Linked DNA regions of Homo sapiens: region 1 is linked to region 2. The links are chromatin contacts, found by Hi-C or POLR2A ChIA-PET in ENCODE. All regions are on one chromosome and are shown on one strand. Each heading gives the region's core, a stretch centred on a gene start or an enhancer-like site at or near the end of the contact. The rest is flanking DNA. Distances are from core to core; before and after follow the strand shown.

The links. Hi-C counts contacts between places; a loop is a spot of excess contacts on that map. ChIA-PET counts read pairs that join two places held with the same protein, here RNA polymerase II (POLR2A). Pooled maps may share reads with other maps.
Region 1: a pooled map shows a loop between it and region 2 (4-fold over the local background). The contact joins two enhancer-like sites. A Hi-C loop is called at or near these places in 1 of 50 pooled maps. POLR2A ChIA-PET finds 5 or more read pairs at or near these places in 2 of 52 experiments (HEK293 and naive thymus-derived CD4-positive, alpha-beta T cell).

The regions. Positions count from the first base shown.
Region 1 is chr14:97,616,120-97,623,391 of GRCh38, forward strand. No RefSeq gene overlaps it. Among named protein-coding and RNA genes, the nearest start is that of LINC02291, 67 kb to the right of the region's middle. Within about 2 kb of position 4,537, at least 3 of the 41 ENCODE cell types and tissues checked have a DNase peak (open chromatin) inside an H3K27ac peak, as active enhancers do.
Region 2 is chr14:98,223,099-98,229,758 of GRCh38, forward strand. All of the region lies in intron 1 of LOC105370656 (a long non-coding RNA gene), which reads left to right. Among named protein-coding and RNA genes, the nearest start is that of LINC02295, 90 kb to the left of the region's middle. Within about 2 kb of position 4,358, at least 3 of the 41 ENCODE cell types and tissues checked have a DNase peak (open chromatin) inside an H3K27ac peak, as active enhancers do.

The sequences.
Region 1 (7,272 bases), core at 3,287-5,786, 610 kb before region 2:
GCAATGTCAAATATGTTGTTTACATATAATATAAAGGAAAACACAGATACAAGAGGAGATAAAATAAAATAATAAAGACAATTCAATTAACTCAAAAGAAGGGAGATTCTAAGGTAAAAATATCAAAGGAAACATGAAAAATAGAAAAATAAAATTATTGAATAAATTTAAATTTATTATTAGTCACAATTAATGTAAATAAGTGAAACTTGCTAGTTATAAGAAAGGTATTTACATTGAAGCAAAAACAAAATAGTTTCCAACTATATTCTATTTGCAAGAGGTATACATAAAACAATGAAACATAAACGTTGAGACTAAAGAGTTCTGTTTATTTTATTTTATTTTTTTATTGAGACAGGTTCTTGCTCTGTCACCCAGGCTGGAGTGATTGTGGCTCACTGCAACCTTGACTTCCTGGACTCTTGGGAGGACTCCCACCTTAGCCTCCAAGTAGCCGGGACTATAGGAGTGTACCACCACGCTTAGCTAATTTTTTTTTTGTATTGCTTTTGTAAAGACAGGATTTTGCCATGTTGCACAGGCTGTTCTTGAACTCCCAGGCTCAAGCAATTCATCCCACTTGGCCTCCTAAAGGGTTGGGATTACAGGTGTGAGCCACTGTGACTGGCCTAAAGATGTTTTATAAAAGGACAGAAAAAGTAAACAGTTTAAGTAGAAAATCCCAAGAAATTTACAAAATAATCCTGGAAATAATAATTGAGTTCAACAAAATCATAGGATATAAGACAAAAAAAATTAATTACATTTCTGTATGGTAGCAATGAATATATGGGCACTAATATTTAAACATACAATACCACTTATAAAGATTTCAAAAATAAAAATACTTAAGTATAAAACAGATAAACATGTGCACAATGTGTATAAAAAATAAATAAAAAGAATTCTTAAAAAATTGAAAAACATATCATGTTTATGTATCGGAAGCGTTAACATAGTAGAGATGTCAGCAATCCACAGATTGGTAGACAGGTTTAATGTGATTTTTATAAAAATCCCAGCAAGTTTTTTTTGTACATATAGACTAGATTATTATAAAATTTATATAAAAAAGCAGAAGGAATAGAAAAACTAAAACAATGTTTAAAAGGAAGAATAAAGTGGGAAGACCCTGTTTACACAGTTTTAAGACGTTTTTATATAGCTACAGTAATCAAAACTGTGGTGTTGGAATAGAAATAGACACGTAGATCAATGGAAAAGAATTGAGAACCCAGAAACAGATATACCAAATCAAATATACCAAATGATTTTTGACAAAAATGCAAAAACACTTCAGTGGAGGAGGATAACCTTTTCAACAAATGGTGCTGGAGCAACTGGACATCCAGGGGAAAAAGAAAAAAAAACTTAAATGATCTACATCTCACATGTTACACAAAAAATAAATCTAAAAGAGATGAGGGACTTAAATGTAAAACCATAAATGTTTTAGAGAAAAACATAAGAGAACATTTTTAGTATCTAGAAATAGGCAAAGACTTGACATCAACACAATCCATCAAAGGAAAAATGGATAAGTTAGATTTCATCAAAATTAAAAGCTTTTGCGTTGTTAAAACCACTGTCAGGAAGATGAAAATACAAGCTTCAGAATAAAAGAAAATATTTACAAGCCACATATCTGGTAAAGAACAATTATCCTGACTATATAAAGAATTCTCAAAACTCAATAATAAACAAACAAAAAGCTCAAACAATCCAATTGGAAAATGGTCAAAAAATAACAAAACATTTTACTAAAGAGGATAGGTTATAGCAAATAGGCACATGAAAAGATAGATGTTCAATGTCTTAGCCACGAGTGAAATGCAAATTAAAACCACAAGACAGGACTACATATCTATCAGGATGGCTAAAATAAAAGATAGTGACAATATCAAATGCTGATGAGAATACAGAGAAATCAGATCACTCATACATTGTTGGTGGGAATGGAAGATGGTATAGCAACCGTGGAAAACAGTTTGTCAGTTTCTCAAAAATTAAATATGTAATTACCAGATGATCCAGCAATTGCAATGTTTAGTGAGCAATTTATATCAGAGACATGAGCAATTTATACCACAGAAATGGAGACTTAAGTTTACACAAAAATCTGTACACAAATATAGCAGTTTTATTTATAGTAGCAAAAAAATTGAAATAGCCTAGATATCATTTTATGAGTAAATTGTTAAACTTCAATGCATCCATACTATGGAATACTACTCAGCAATAAAAGGGAACTAATTTGATTTATACAATGATCAGGATGGATTTCAAAAGAATTATGTTGAGAGAGAAGAGTCAATCTCAAAATGTTGGCCAGCGTGATTCCATTTATATACCATTCTTGAAATAAGAAAATTGTAGAAAGGGAGAAGAGAGCAGTGGTTACCATGGGTTTAGGACGGGTGAGGGCAGAGGGAGGTGGACATGGCTATTAAAGGGTAACCAGTGGGAACCTCATGTTAATGGAAGTGTTCAGTGTCTTGACCACACCTCTGTCAATATCCTGGCTGTGATAGCACACTAGAGTTATGACGGTACTCTTTACAATTTCTCACAACTTCCTGTGAATCTAGAATTATCTTAAAATAAAAAGTTAATTAAACAAACAAGCAAACAATTCTCATCTGTAATCTATTTATAAGGGGGACACATACAAATGACACAGAAATGTTTAGGATAAAAAGTTTTTTGAAAAAGACTGTAAAAGTACAATCCAAAAGAAAGCTGGAATACAATATCAATATCTGACAAAATAGACTTTGAAACCAAAAAGCTTTAATCAAACCAAAATTTATGAAGGATGATTCAAGCAGTAAAAGTAGCAAGCTTGATCCAATGACATGTGTGGAAAAGGAGAGTAAAGGTTGACAAAAAATTGAGACAGAAGTACCCTTGTTTAGGTGTATGTATATTATGGCATTTTGATCTGCAGATGAGAAAGTAAGAAAAAGCTCAACTGCCTTCTTCTTGCTTAATCATCACTTTCTCTGTGAGCTACTGAACTTATCTGTGGCTGTCCTGATGGTCCATTTCAGAGGCTTCTAAATGCCTACCTGTAGAACAGAGGTGGTTTGAGAGGTTGTTTTCACCAGTCTGCAGTGAAATGAGAAAAATAAGAGATGCAGCATGATTTTCATGACAATAACTTTCTTTGTTTCAAAGAAATGCTTTTGTCCCTGTGCCTTTAAAATGTCCTTTCTTGTATAAAATTATGCTGCTGATGTTACTATGTTTATTATTGTTGTTGTTCTAATTTCTTTAATTGGCAAGATTCGGAGTCTGCAGTACTTAGAAAAATTGCAAATAGATGTTGACTCTTTTGTTCTTCCTGAATCACCTCAGTGCAGAGATGAGAGTCTGGTGTTAGGTGACTGGTGCACCTTGTACAAGCTCACATCACTCTTCATGGTCTTTGTAATGATCTTGAGGCCTGTGTTTTTATTCTCCCCATTTAACAGAAGAGTAAACTGAGTCCAGATAATTTTGTTAAGCACTGATATTTTAGATTTTTGCTTATCATTTGACTCTAAGTTCAGATCACTTTTTTTTTTTTTTTTTTCAGAAAAATTACACTCTCCTATTACCCAAGTCATGTTTGAGTGGGATTTCTCTATGGATTGATGCTGTCCCAATCTTTGGGTCAGAGGTCCCAGTTGATTCATAAAAGTACACCTAGTTTAGAAAAAGTGACAGTATTTATTTGGGGGAAAAAGTTTTGAGCTCTCTGCATTAGGATCCTGCCAATATGCCCTCTCAAATTATATGCTTCTTAAGAAAAGAAGTTTGCTTTAATAAAAATAGATTCTATGCGACATGTTATTCTTCATAATTGGACCAAAGAGCACAAGGAGCACACACTTACAAGATAATCTGAAAATGAACGGACAAATAATATAGTAATCACCAAATCCTTATTACTTGAAGCCTATCTGCGCCAGGAGGCCCTTTCTCCCTTGATGATCAGGCCTGACCCCTATTAATTTTAATAGGAGTTAAATAGTCACGTCAAGGGAAGTATCAGGGAGTGCATTTGCAGCAAACCAACCCCAGAGATTAAGACCTCCACTTTTGGCTTTCTGCTGAAAATGTGACACATTGCCTGATGCTTATCTGCTTTTAATTGTGTGTTGTGTGTGTATGTTTTTCTCCCTTCTTTTTGCAGAGGAGGCAATTTGCAAATCGTTGCTATCTGCCTCCCTACAAGGAAGAGATAAATTATATGAGAGACTGTGGCGTTTGGCCTGTTTGATATCCTTTGCTGATAAATTGAAGTGTACCTTCATAATTAATACCCAATCTTTTCTGATAGGCTTTGCCACGCTAAACCTTGGAGGTATCTAACTGTAATGAAAAACCATTGTTGTGATCACCTTGCTCTTTTTTCCCTTTTTACCCCTTTCATCAAAAATATGCACAGAGGTTTTGTTGGACAGAAAGATCTCTCGGTTTTATTAAGCAGCATCTTCAAAGATTCAGCAGAGACAGACTTGCTTCTGTGAGCTTTGTAACATGTAAGTGACATTTCCCTGCGTTTAAATATGGCTTTGTTAGGCAGTGCTTGCAATCAGAATGCAAAAAAAAAAAAAAAAAAAAAAAAAAAAAAAAAAAAAAAGCCCCACTGTTAGAACCTGAAACCAAAGAGAAATAGATCCTCCTTTAGTTTCACTTTTGAAATAGGAAGTCGAGGGAAAGTCAAAATCAGACAAATCAAATTAGATTTAAAATTCCTGTGAACTCTCAGAATGCACGATCAGGATAAACATTTCTTTCTGAACCAAACAAAGCAAGACACCATTTAGTAAGATTTTATGATGGATAAGTGAGACTGCTCATTTGTGTACGACTTCACAACTAAGCAAAGTAATTAGAAAATTAGCTCATCAGCTCCCCAACCTTCTGACTCAGATGGGGCAAGGATTTTAGAAATAAGGCCATTTTACAGATAAGGAAATTGAGGCACAGAAAGTAGGCATGACTTCTCAAGGCAGACGTGGGATCAGAATATAGGTCTTCTGATATCTGCTGCAATTATTTTGCCACAAAAGAAGACTCTCCAACATTTTATGGTGATTTACATGTCAGTATATAGATATGAGGATTTTAGCCAAAACAGAGAAGAGATGAAGCCTGTGCCATCTCATTGGCTAGCCATCCCCTGTTGTCTTTCATTCTCTCTTTCTGCAAAACCTGCCACACCACAGGCTTTTTGAGGAGCATTCCTCTCACCTCATGCTCACTATTCTTGTTCCAGAGTCTTACTACGAATTTTATTCCTGGCTCCAGATCACATTCACTAGCCCTTGCTATTACGAGCGAAGTCATATTCCCCTGCCCATACACAGAGGCCAGAGCAAATCCTCAAGGCCTGGAAGGGGCAGCATCTTGGAGACACTTGGCAAGATACATGGCTGGAGACCTCAAGCTACCCTCCTAGACACAGATAATTTTTTTTAAGTTTCTGATTTGCAGAATTTTTATGGGGAAACAAAAGTAAATCAAACAAAACTAAATAAAAGACTGTATTTTTAAGGGCCTTTCATAAGTCGAATTGGCTCTTGCAATTCTTGTGACTCCACAACATGAAGCCATCTATCCACCCATCCAAACCTCCAACCTTCATTGGTCAAATATTAATTGAATCCCTGCTTTATATAAAGATCCTGCCTGCAGTGGAGCTTACATGCCAATATGAGATGGAGACAATGAGTAACAAACAAGTTTAAAGCAACAAGTAACAGACAAGTTGAAAGGTGATGTAGAGAAATGTAACACAGGGAGAGAAAGTGAGGAGAAGATCTACTACAGAAAATATGGTCAGTGAAGATGTCTCTGTAGAGGTGACATTTTAGCAATGACCAAAGAGAATAAAGCATGTAAAAAAAAAAAAAAAAAAACAAAAAAAACAAAAGAAAGGTCATTCTATGAAGAAGGAATGACAAGGTACCAGCATTTTAAAGGACATGACAGTGGCCCATTGGAAGACAGCATGACACCCAGTGAGGGAGTGTCATCTGGGGACCTCTGAGTTCAAGCAAATGCATGAATAAATGGACAACCCCAGCTGCCACTGACCAGCCTCATCATTTTGGGCAAGTCCCTTGTCCTTGAAATTGCTTCCCAATCTTGAAAAATAAGAGGATAAATAAACTGAAAAAAATATTTTAGGGTTACATTGACTTAAAATCCTGATTCCATGTAAAGCTTGCCCCAGAGACTTCATCATCTTTCTTCTTTCTTGTTACCCCAATCCTATTTTCCACCCAGATTAGAAAGCTATCATGAGTCCTCTTTGGACCCCAATCAGGGACTCCCATGGAAGTTCAAGAAAATCAAAGCATGAGAACTAATGAGATCCATCATGCATTCTTGGTGAAGTATTCTTAGCACAGTTGTGAAGTCTTTCTTCAGAATGAAATCCAAAATTTGATCAACAATGGGAGAAAATGATAAATTTACCCTTAATGTAGTAAGTGGACAATAATTACTCTGAAGAAGACAATTAATGTGGGTAGATAACTCTGCCAGCAACTTCATATCCATATTCAGTTGAAGTGTCATCTTGAAAAGAAGATACTCACTTTTTAAGCCAGAAGACACATGATTTAGGAGAGTATGCCTGTATTTCCCCACTGCCCTGATAAATACATGGAAGGCATAGGCAGAAAGACAGAAATACAATAATTGTTCCAGAATAAAAGAGCTTTGACCCCTTCCTTTGAAAATAAAAGCAAAATAAATTCATGAGTTGTTCATTAATACATTATTTTATCTGTTATATCTATTATGTAAAAGATTGCTTTATTTTCTTTCATTGTTTTGGAGTTTCATTCTAAACCTGTCAGTTGCAAGAATGCTTAAAATTTGGAACACTTGTTAATAGTTGAGTGCATGATGATAAAAGCACTACTGCTTTTAAAGACAAAACACAAATCTTAGATTTATAAGAAAAAAGTTCAGGTCATAGCTTTCCATTTACTAGCTGTGTGACCTCAGGCAAGTTACTAGTTCTGTGTGAACTTTGATTGCATAGTCTGTACACAGGGAGCATCACAGTCATCCAACTTACTTCATGAATGAAAAACAAATATGAATGTATTTTCTCTGTAAATAGCAACACATTGACAATTATGAAGAAGGAGAAAGAAGAGAGGAGAAAGACAAGAAAAAGAGGAGCGGGAGAAGAAGCAGGGGAGAAAGAACTTAAGTTTTACTGATTTTAATCCCATTTAGAGCAGAGATCTAACTAGAAGGATT
Region 2 (6,660 bases), core at 3,108-5,607:
TGGTGATGAGTAAAGGCTCTGAGAGGACCCCTGCAAGGACAGTATAGCTATCAAGTGTGGGCACTCCAACTTTCCCAACTTACGTGATAATTCCCAATCATGCCTGTGGGATATTGTGGCTTTCTCTGGGAAGTTATCACACACAAAGTGATGTATTCTCTGGAAATATTAGGTTACACATCAACTTGGTCTAAAAAGGACAGATGAGTCACTATTTGAACTTTGGCTAAAATGTGGGAGATTGGGATCTCAGTCGGATCCAAACGACTCTGGAAAAGCTGTGGGAAATGTCAGGGTAGAAAGAACACTTGACAACAAAGCGAGGGTAGGGGAAGGCTCGCTGGCTCAGGAGGAATGCAGAGTGCAGAGGGAAGAGTAAGATGGCGGTCAGCAGCCAGAATCAAGCTCGTCCCCTCCTGACTCTGCAAACCTGGCAGCAGGTGGGATAGACAGGCTCCTGGTTTTACCAACCTTGTGTCTATCTGGAAGGTTGGATGTGAAAACAGGGAAATAAGAAATGGCAGATTAGACTTTGGGAGGCCGAGGCGGGTGAATCACTTAAGATCGGGAGTTGAAGACCAGCTGGCCAACATGGTGAGACCCTGTCTCTACCAAAAATACAAAAATTAACTGGGTGTGCTGGCCCGGGCCTGTAGTCCCAGCTACTCGGAAGGCTGAGGCAGGAGAATCGCTTGAACCTGAGAGGCAGAGGTTGTGGTGAGCCAAGATAGCGCCACTGCACTCCAGCCTGGGTGACAGAGTGACACTCTGTCTCAAAAAAAAAAAAAAAAAAAGTCACAAGAGAGATGATGTTTTGATAGGAAGAGAAGAAAGGGATTTCTCACTTCCTGGAGAAGGAAGGGAGGAGCCCAGGACCTCCAAGAGCACTGGGTGGTTTCTTAGGGCTCTGATGTGATTTGAGGCCTCATTTCCTGTGCCACAATCATCAAAGATAGTTAAAAGTGCCAGAGTTGGGAGTTTCAGAGCATGCTCTATTATATGCTGTACCTCTTTTTGGTAGAGTTCATAGTTAAAATTACTTCAAGATCTGCCTTCTCATCTAGAAGTTCTATCTAGAGTTTCTATGCATTTCTCCAGTGTTTATGAAGTAGATACTTCAAAAATATGTATTATGTCGTAAATGGAAATGATTCTAATTCAACTGAGGAGCTAGTATGTGCTCAATTGGACCCCATCAAGAATTGAGCATGTATTAGGTCCTCGATTTTATTGAAAAAGAAGGAGGAATAAAATATTGAAATAAATGGGAAGAAACTTTAGAGATGATCACATCGAACTTTATTGAGAAAATTTGCAAATTTTTGGCAGCACCTTTGCTCAAACTTCACCTAAAGCCCCACTAGTCACCATGCTTATGTGGTTAACATACAAAGTCCTTGAGTCAGAAGGCTACATGTTTTTCTAAAATTTAGTAAGAACAATTTTATCCTTTAAAAATATATTTAGTTTTACTCATTAATTTTATGTCTACTAAATACATCACTAGATAAAAAACTATAACATCGCATAAATAGCATACTACAAAATATAATACAATTGATAAAAACCTATAAAAAAGGAACTACCATGCACAGGCTTCTTTTACTTCATAAATGTTATGAAAATGACTTAAAATGTTTTTGAAAAATTATTGGGAAACATTGGGGTTGGATAATATTTCATAATTTAGCAGTCTTAAATATAAGGAAATACAATTAGCTGAGAAAAATTATATAAGCAGCAATTATAATAATTATTATATTGAATAGTCAAGAGAATAGCACCAAAATATTATTAAGAATGATACTTCTGGAAAGCACTTTTGTATTTACACCTGTGTTTTCACATGCAATGGTCCGGCCATTCCTCAAAATCAACCTTTGCAGTTGGAGTATTTTTGTTCTAATTCTGCCAAAAATGAAATGCAGGCTTAAGTGATTTGCCAAGAGTCTTGCAGCTAAAAGTGGTAACACTATGCCTCTGAGCATGTCTTTTGCTTCGAGGTCTAGATTTTGGTGGTTATTACGGCTGATATTTGTTTTTAAACTGCACAGTGGTTGATTAATACTTGGGAACCAGAAGGAACGTTGAGTTTCTTGGGGAGCTCTATTTATGCCACTATTACTTGGCCGGGAAGTAAATGTTTTCCTAGAAACCCCATTGGCCGGGCTGTGTCACATGGCCACATGCTGCAAAGGAGGCTGGGAAAGTGTGCCTCTGGCAAGGCAAAATTAAATGACCCAACTGGCCTCTTACCAAGCAAGATTCATGCCCTCAGACGGGTGCATTGCAGTCTCAAACAAAATTTGAATCTGTCTGCAAAGAGGTGGCAAAGTGTAGTTAGGGTAGATGACTACCAGTGACTGCCACAGTTGGTCTTTGCTTATGGTCTTTTCAATCCCTTAACTCTAGGTGTTGTGTTTTCCATAAGGTCGATTCCCAATATGTAACAGTTTATAAAGTTTAAAGCACAGGAAAAATTAAATCAAGTGGCCACCATGTCCAAGGGCCCCTCTGGCCTGATAATTAGGTTGATATTTGCAGCAGGCATTCATTGAGCACCATGGTGAGTGTTTTATGTGCAGTTTTCCATTTCTCAATTTCACGCATTAAACATGGTGCAGTTGATCCCTCCCGTTCTCACTGGCTGATGCCTACCCTCATGTGACACTCAGCTCAGATATCCACTCCACCACTGGGCCTTCTTGGATCGTCATTTATGTCTCCCATGCTGTGTTAGATGTTCTTTCTCTGTTCCCCATGTGCCCAAGTTTCTCCCTCTCCTGCTCTCCCTTCCTTCCCTTCTCCCTCCTTCTTTCCCCTTCTCTCTCTTTTTCTTGCTCTTCCATCCTCATTCCTTTATAAATATCAAAATATATATTTTAATATCTGCCTTCATTCTTCCTCTCTAATTGGATAATAGTGGGCTAGAAGAAGGGAACCCAGTTTCCTTTAATTCTGTTTCTCAACCTTTAGGCCCAGTCAAAGCCTAGAGCAGGGACTTGGCACGTGTGTCTCTTGTATGGAAGACAGTGACTTGCCTAATGTCAGGAAGAAATTTGGATCAGAATCTGCATCCTGGATTTTGATCTGTGTGCTTCAGAACATGGCTTCCATTGCTGCTGAGAGAGTCCTAGGCCAGAAGAGGTCACGGAAATTAAAAGCCACACAAGGTGTCAAGACACACACCAGGCCAGCTGAGCCCAGGGCTGGAGGGCTTTCTGAGCACCCCAGCTTGTCTTAACCACAGAGCCACCATCCTTCATGGCCCCCAAATAATGGTGCATGTTAATTAAACCCCACCACTCTCCTCTAGAAGCCTCTGTCACCAGGCTGCTCCTCACAGGGGCTGGGGTGCCTCCTTTCTGTGTCATCTTCTCCCCAGCTTCCCCCGACTGTTGCCGATTTCCCATGCTCCCCTGGCCTGGGATTGAGTGGCAGCTCAGCTTCAGAAAGCAGGTGTTGTGGAAGTGAAGCGAGCATCGCAGACAGCACATTAGGTAGCATCCGTCCCGGGGGACCCCTGAGGCTCCAGCTTTGGCAGCCCCAACTGCTCCTCCGAGGGGTGGGAGGGCCAGGCCTGCCCGGCCCTGACCAGATGTTTGGGAAAAGTGCCAGGCTACAGCAAAGAAAATTGCTGCCAATTTATCTAAGGTGTAATAAGTATTAAGGAAGCCTCTTTCTCATGTTTTTGTTTACAAGAAAGGCTCAAATCTTACAAAGACTCAGGGGCTTCGGAGTGCATCTCCGTAGGTGTCCCTGGGACACTGCACTGAGAGTCTATGGACATGGGTTCTAGTCTCCATTTTGCCACTGACTTCCTTGGGACCTTAGAACAATCTTTTAGCCTTTCTGGGTTTTGTTCCCTCCATTGTAAAATGAAGATGAAAAACTAGAAAATTTCTAAAGACAGTTTCAGCTCTTAAAAAAGTGGGAAGAATAAAACCTGGGACTCTAAAATCTACTCATCCTAAAGATACATCCTTAGACCAGGATGCCTAGATTATTTGAGGTCAAAAGAACTTAAACGTCATAGTTCAATCTCTTAGTTGACAGAGGAGTAAACTGAGACTTGGAGAGGTGGCTGTGCTTGGCAAAGCTCACCGGGTTCATTGGTTGGAGCAGAGCTCCACACGGAGCCAAGGCTCCTGGCTTACAGATCCAGATGAGACCACCCTCAGCCTTCCAGACCATGGCTCCTGGCTAGGGCTGCTGATCTCCCAGGGTGCATTTCACAGCCCAGACCAGCCCACAGAAAGAGGGAGAGAGGGTGATGTGTGAACTGCTTCAGAGCGAAACTTGAAAGGAGATGAGCCGAAACTCGAAACAAGATGAACTGACTGTGTCCTGGCTCAGAGTAAGCCGTGGGTGGGCTGGCCTTAGACCCAGGTCTGGAAGCCCCGGCCAGCGCCTTTGATGGGGCCTAGCAACTGGGCCCAGCTCAGCAGTTTCTGACAGTTTCAGCCTCGAACAAGCAAAACTCAGGCCGGAGTTCATGTGAAGTAGAGAGCTCACATGAACACCCAGCTCAAAGTGAAACGTGGGGCAGTGAGAATTCACACAGCCTGAAACCAAACAGGGAAAAAAGACATTTAATGAGTGCCCTTCAGCTCACCAGCACTGCCTGCCTTCCCTACAATTTACTTCCACCGTTCAGCCTAACTCAATTTCGGGAGTCACAACTACCTCAAAGGCAAGACAGTGCATCCACAGAAGGAATACTGGGGTCCCAGAGATCTGGGCTAGAATCCCGGACCTATGGTTTAGTGCTGTGCATCCTCAGGGTAGTGACTTCACTTCTCTGAGCTATAGTGTATGGATAAGGGAAGGATAATAAGACCTGCTTTACCAAGCTGTTAGCCATAGTATCAGCAGTAGAAAGTGCTGTTGAGCTCTGTGTGCCAATCTGCTCTGTGATTTTTATTTGATATTCCTTTTAACCCTTTTTCCAGCAGTTCCATGCCTGTCCCATTGACATCTTCATTTCTATAAACAGTTCTATTGAGATATAATTTACATACCATAAAATTTACCTGTTTCCAGTGTACCAGCATCATTTTATAAAGGAGAAACTGATGCTCAAAGAGGTTGAGTTTGCCACAGATCACGTGGTACAGGACAGGTATGGGCAATTTTTTTCTGTTAAAGGCCAGATGGTAAATATTTTTGGCTTTGGGGCCTTAAGGTCTCTGTCACAACTACTAATTATTCCTTTGTAGTACCCAACAGCACAGAAAATATGTAAACAAATTGGTGTGGCTATGTGGCAATCTTTTTTTTACAAAAGCAGGTGGCAGAGTTGGACCTGCTGGCCCCTGGTGCGTGATCTTCCACTACTTAAGACTCTATCATGATTGCCCAGGCCATTGAGAATTATATCTGACTTCCTTGTGTTCTAGAGGCCCCCAGGACCTAGCCAGGACTCCCCAGGGCAGGCGGACCCGCTGGCTGGTGCTCAGTCTCCCACCTCTCCCCACTCAAGCTTGGTCAATCTCTTCTCTCCTTCTGCAGTGTTCTGCTCTCTTTTGCATGGCTGGTTTTCTCTTTTCCTTTAGGTCTCAGATTAAATGCTGCTTCCTCACAGAGCCCTTCCTGACAATGCTACAGATCACTTGCTGGGATTCACTATACTTCCCTTGCTTGCCCCCTTCAAAACACCCAACTCTTCTTGCAATTTTTTTATTAATTTGTGTCTTTGCTTTTTTCTTCATCAACTTCCCTCATCAGCATAAACTCCACAGAACAGGAATCATACACATCCTGTTCTATATCCCTCTCTGATCAACACAAAGAAGGGGCACCATGTGAATTTGTGAAATGGATGCAAGTGAGGCACTGGCCCTTCTTTTGAGTTTCACAGTCCATGCTCTGGCCATTTGTCCACTGCCATCCATGGCCTCCTGTAGACAACCTTGGCAGAATTAAGAGCATCCCTTAATTCCTTGCTCCTCCCACCCACCCCCCAAAGCTGATTCAAGCTTGGCAATGAAGATACATATCCTTAACTGATATCAGTAGCTTTGATACTGTGGGTAAAAAAGCTCTAAAATTATTTTTTGGCAGGGCGCAGTGGCTCATGCCTGTAATCCCAACACTTTGGGAGGCCGAGGTGGGTGGATCACCTGAGGTCAGGAGTTTGAGAGCAGCCTAGCCAACATGGTGAAACCCTGTCTCTACTAAAAATACAAAAAAATAGCTGGGTGTGGTGGCGGGTGCCTGTAATCCCAGCTACTCAGGAGGCTGAGGCAGGAAAATTGCTTGAACCCGGGAGGCGGAGGTTGCAGTGAGCTGAGATTACACCACTGCACTCCAGCCTGGGTAACAAGCGAAACTCCGTCTCAAAAAAAAAAAAAAGATTTTTTTCATCCGCCATCCTCCTACTCCAAGTTTCTTAAAGAGATTGAGAGATGGTCTGAAATGTGGGATTGGAGCTATGACAAGGGAAGATTTTTCCTGAAGACTCAGGCTGATGGAGTCCTGGGTACTCCCGTTCTTAGGGACTGAACAAGACATCCCTTGTCCCCAGTGCAGCCTCTGGTTTCTTCTCTCAGATGCAGGAGAAAAGTAAGAATACCCCCTCCTGTCTTTTTATTAATTTCCTTTCTGGTTGTCCGAACAACTGTTTTCGTCCTGGAAACATTTAGAAATTGTACACATGCT